Linked DNA regions of Homo sapiens: region 1 is linked to region 2. The links are chromatin contacts, found by Hi-C in ENCODE. All regions are on one chromosome and are shown on one strand. The core of a region is the stretch at or near the end of the contact, and the rest is flanking DNA. Distances in the headings are between cores, read along the strand shown. Region 1 has its middle 44 kb from the start of ANKRD62. Region 2 has its middle 23 kb from the start of LINC01255.

What was found. Hi-C counts contacts between places; a loop is a spot of excess contacts on that map. Pooled maps may share reads with other maps.
Region 1: a map with no recorded cell type shows a loop between it and region 2 (12-fold over the local background). The contact joins two enhancer-like sites. A Hi-C loop is called at or near these places in 2 of 37 single-sample maps with no recorded cell type and 2 of 50 pooled maps.

Annotation. Positions count from the first base shown.
Region 1 is chr18:12,048,816-12,051,567 of GRCh38, reverse strand. No RefSeq gene overlaps it. Among named protein-coding and RNA genes, the nearest start is that of ANKRD62, 44 kb to the left of the region's middle. RefSeq lists an enhancer at 818-1,007. Within about 2 kb of position 1,272, at least 5 of the 41 ENCODE cell types and tissues checked have a DNase peak (open chromatin) inside an H3K27ac peak, as active enhancers do.
Region 2 is chr18:11,510,186-11,512,885 of GRCh38, reverse strand. No RefSeq gene overlaps it. Among named protein-coding and RNA genes, the nearest start is that of LINC01255, 23 kb to the right of the region's middle. Within about 2 kb of position 1,330, at least 3 of the 41 ENCODE cell types and tissues checked have a DNase peak (open chromatin) inside an H3K27ac peak, as active enhancers do.

The sequences.
Region 1 (2,752 bases), core at 23-2,522, 540 kb before region 2:
GTAAGAGTGGCCCCATTGATATCACATAAAGTCGACTCTAGAGCAAAGAAAACTCGTGGGCAAAAAGATCACTATATAACGATAAAAGTATCAATCCAACAAAAATGCAGTTATCCTAAATATGTCCCCACCAAACAAAAGAACCTCAAAGTACACAAAATAAAACTGACTGAGCTGAAAGGAGAAATAGGCACATTTTAAATTCTAGTTGTAAGTCTGACCACCTCACTCTCAGCAGTTGGTAGAATCACTAGGCGTTAAATTACTAGCAGACATAGAACAGGAGAGCACCATCAACCAATAGGGTAGAAGCAACATTTACGGAACAGTGCCCAACAGCAAAATATACACTTTTTCTCAAGTGCTCATGGACTATTCAGGAAGATAAACCATATCCTGGGCCATAAACCAACCTCAGCAGGTATAAAAGAACTGAAATCATTCCGAGTGTGTTTTCTGGCCATAATGAAATGAATCAAACTATGAATTAATTCATAGTAGAAAGACAACAGCAAAATATCCAACCACTTGGAAATGAAACAACAGACTTCTAAATAATATTTGGATCAAAGAAAAAGCCTCAAAATAAATTTTAGAAATTCATGGAATTGAATAAAGCCCTGCTGATAGGGAAATTAACAGCACTAAATGTTAACCTCAGAAAAGAGGAAAGGCCTCAAAACGATAATTAACTTTCTACTTCAAGAAACTAGAAAAACAAGGAGGGACGGGACAAGGTTGTGGCTGATCCCAGAGAGGTAGTGGCAGCCACCGAGGCAGAAAGTGGGACTGGCGCACACCCTGAGCACATCGCAACCCCTGTGCACCCAGCTGTGAACCGGGGGAGCCAGATCAGAGGCCGGTGCCAGCTGGGCCAACTCCAACAAGGACACATCCCTAGCTGTGGGTAGTAAGTCCAGTTATAAATTTTTCTCCCTTCTTCTGTGGATAAGCTGGAACAGATCCCTGAATTGCACTGATACCGAAGATGCGTGCATTATAGAAAATTGTTGTCAAGCACCTTAGTGGCCATTTTGAACCTCAAAGCTCAGAGGAAGCTAAAGGTTTGCCACTTGAAAAAGGGAACTGAGATCTGCAACTACAGCTACTCCAATAAGATAGTGGCTGTGGAGCTCCAAAGGCAAAGGCTAATAGCGTGCCTGGGAGATCCTTTGCACTTCCACAACATTTGGGACTTGAAGGTACTGCCTGGGATCAGGAGATCCTCCAAGCCCTGCAGGCTTGTGAGCACTACCAATAGTTACTTGGCCTAGGCAGGGAGTGCTGTGACTTTTCTATTTTAAATTTATACAATTTATTCAGCAAAGTAATGAGATATTGTGGTTGCAAGTTTCAGTATTTGCCTAGCTTCCCTTTTCATTTTGCAGAATTAGAACAACCTCAAATACTTCAAACTGCATTCCAAACCAACGCATATAGCAGCTAAAGTTCTGAGGGCATTTAAGTGGAGTTATTCTATGAAAGATCATTTTAGATTTTTTGGAGTGGTGAAAGTTTAGGATGGAAATGAAAAGGTAAAAATATTGTATCTGCTCTGCCTTTTCAGGATTTCAGGTTTTTTAACAGAGGAAGGGTGAGAGATGCCTGTTTCCAGGTCATTGTGCCATGGTCACACCTGTTGAATAGCTTCCAAAGGGGGTTGGTCAACTGACCATCTGCAGTGAAATGCCCTGATATTCCTGGGTTGGCTTTACAGCAAGTCTCTAAATGCTGGGAGCACATAGTCAGTTCTCACTGTGCAGACTTTTCTAGAGGAGCTAGTGTGTAGATTGTATTGTTACTAGGCAGAGGGAAAAGGTGAGGAGGATAAACTTTTCTTTAAAATCTCTTATATGTCCATCCTGGACCCTCAGTCATGTGGGATCCCAGTCATGCCATATTGGGTGTGCTCCCAAGTGGAGCAGGCTGCTGTTTACCAAAGAGAGAGAAGGGCCATGGCAAGAGGCAGTCTTGACCTGCCCCACAGGCTTATGACACGGGACCAGAGGGGTCTCTCTCTGTCTCCTTCCAGAAACCAGCTTTGGACTCCATCTCTGAGGGGGCATATTTGGATAAAGTGAGTGTTAATGGAGGAAAAAAAATGTCAAAGGGTACATGATAGATTTAGAACCCTGAGCTGGGGTTTCCTGGTAATCAAAGAGAGAGTTGCATTTCAAGTTCTGTGTGAAGATATTATTAGTTTTGGTGCCTGCCTGTTGACTTTTACACTTGTGGTGATTTGGGAACTCTAATTTACTTTGCCAGGTTTCTTTCATCTTTCTCTGGGATTGGTAGCTCTAGAAGATGTTGGCAATTTGCTTCCTTCTTTCAGCCTCAGTTTTCTGTTTAAAATGAGGCAGTTTGGAAGGGTGGCCTCTGAAGTCCTGGAGCCATCAACCCCTGCTCCCCTTTGGGTGACCCTGGCAAGGCTTGGCACTTTCACTTCCAGACACAGAAAGCTCTGTGCTTACCTGGGTAGAATCTGATGTGAGCACCCCATAGAGGGAGGACTAAGGATTCGTGGTTGAGAAAAATGAAAAGAGTTTATGTGGGTTTGCTGAGTAATCATCATGGGAAAATTACTCATGTCTATTTTTCCTTTGCTTATTTCATTGCTATAAGCATCTCTTTCTCTTCCCTTACACTTTAACCCCCCTGAGTCCCATCAAGTCCCAGTGTCACTGGCAGGCCTCAGGCATGTGCAGGTCCGGCAGGGAGGCAGGGAGAGCTAGAAGTACTGAGTTGGCCATTA
Region 2 (2,700 bases), core at 81-2,580:
ACCTTTTGGATCAGTGCCTCTCATACCTGCACACTCCATTTCCACATGGTGGCAGCTGCAACCCTAGAAATGGGAAAGCAAGTGCCAGTCAGCAGGACAGGAGGGAGGCAACCTCAGAATTTAGAAGCTTGTGTGATAGTCATGAACCTCCTTCTAGAACAATCCCATCGTGAGGAAAGTTGGTATTGTTGTGCTAAATTTTCATGGTGGACCTGTCTGGAATTTTAGGAGTGTAATCTTCTCATTTCCTTTAGAAAAAAAAAAAAAGCCAGCTAGAAAGGGAGGATGCACCATGCTAAAAATTACCTAATGAAACCGAATGCAACTGAGAAAAATACTTGGACTTGGTTGTTTCAACAACCTGTTCTTCCCTTGTGAAATAAAATCAGCCACACTGCTGTGTAGAATGTAATAAAGATGGGGAGTGTCCTGCTTTTAACAGTGTGCTGGGAGAATGTGTTTCTGTGCCAGTCCCTGTAAGGTTATGTGATATGCTAAGTTTTGCAAGCCTGGTTCCTTTCCTGGCAAGGGAAAACCGATAAGATAAGGGAAAACCATTTTGCTATGGACTTGCCCCAAGATGCATTCATAATGTCACAGCTCCCTTAGTCTAGCTGGGCCTCGCTGGGGCTGCCTCAAGCTGTTGGCCATTCTGTTATCTGGTCCACTCTGCTATTTTGTTATGGCAACACAATTGCTATTCGGTCCCTGGTAGATCTAGGACAGACATTGATAGTTACCACTGAGGCATAAAAAATGGGAAATCTTTGCTATCGAGATCACAGATCAGGACCTTTCCCATTCTTCTCTTCTCCAGTGACTCTCTTTTTCTCTCTGTCTTGTCCACTTTAGCACAGAAATTATATCTTTTCTGCAGGATGAGGAAACTTATCTCTACTATAGAGTAAGGACACTTTAAGGAACATGCTAAATGCAACTCAGCAGTGAGCTTGACACAGATTTGGAACGCCGTTAGTTTCAGTGTGATTTGCAGGCCCAGAAAAATAACAACAGCTTCGCATTCTGCAGTCTAAGTTACAGAGGTTTTCCTGGTAGAAGTGGATATTTGAGGTCAGGAGTAAGAGTTTTAATTAAAAATGCTTTTTAAAAACACTTTTATGTATACAATTAGAAATGTATAAAATTTAGAAAAAGACATAAATACAAAAAATACCTCTTTCATAATGGTTTCACTTCTCTTGTTTTGAAGCATGCGAAGTAAAAAGTGAAACTCTCTTTTCTTTCCCTCTGATCCTGAAAGTAACCACAGCTGGCAGTTGAACAGCCATCACCCCACCTGTTCCCTAGGCCTCCGTGTCCCACTGGACATATATGCGAAGATCTAGTTTTATAGTATTTTAGTATGTTGGATCATACTATGCATATCATTTGACAGCATCTCTTTTTACTTAAGTTTTGACATGTATATTTTTCCAAGTCAGTTCATATAAATCTACTGTGTATATGTATATGCTAAAAGTTACTAAGTCTCATACTTTTGATGAATCTGCAGGTTAATTTTGAGAAGGGTACATTATAAATAACAAACATTTAGACCATAGAGATCATCTATTTCTCTTTCTATAAATGAGGAAATTGAAACCCAGAAAGGCTGAATGACTCCCATAATTAATAGAGAATCATCAACAGAATACACGTATATTTCCTGCTTTCTATTACCTTATGTGTTTAGGCATGAGAACTCAATCTGTGTTACAAAAAACACAAGGATCTGGGCCGGGCGTGGTGGCTCACACCTGTAATCCCAGTACTTTGGGAGGCCAAGGCAGGCAGATCACAAGGTCAGGAGATCGAGACCATCCTGGCTAACACGGTGAAACCCCGTCTCTACTAAAAATACAAAAAATTAGCTGGGCGTGGTGGCGGGTGCCTGTAGTCCCAGCTACTCGGGAGGCTGAGGCAGGAGAATGGCGTGAACCCGGGAGGCGGAGCTTGCAGTGAGCCGAGATCTCGCCACTGCACTCCAGCCTGGGCCACAGAGCAAGACTCCGTCTCAAAATAAATAAATAAATAAATAAATAAATAAATAAAAGGATCTGAGAGAGCTCGTGGGAGGCTAGAGAGGCAAAGAAGCCTTCATCATTCACTCCTTCACTGAGGTTCTATTCTAGTTGCTAGGGACACATCACGCAAGAAAACAGAAAACAACCTCTACCCTCAGGAAGCTCACAGTTCAGTGGCATGGGCAGGAGGCAGATATAAACAAAACAAGTAAATAACATACGTTATATTGGAAAGTGATAAAATCCATGGAGAAAAATTAAGGAAGAGATAGGTGGGGTAGGTGGGCAATATTGTAATTTTAAGTGAGGGGGTTATTCAGAGAAGCCCTCATTGATAAGGTGACTTAAAATAACTTGAGGTGTATTGACATACAAAATACACGGATTTGAAGTGAACTCTTTTGACAAATGTGTACACTCAAGAAGCAGTCACCACAATCAAGATAAGGAACATTTCCACCACTCTCAGTAGTTTCCTCATCCCCCTTGGTAACCCATCTCACTTATCTCCCTGTCTCCCCCCCACAGCAACCGTTGATGTGCTTCTTGTCACTATATAGCAGCAGGAATTTTCTAGATACTAATATAAATGAAATCTTATGAGACGTACTTTTTTGGGAGGGATATGGCTTCTTTCACTCAGCATAATTATTTTGAGTTTCAACCCTCTCATTGA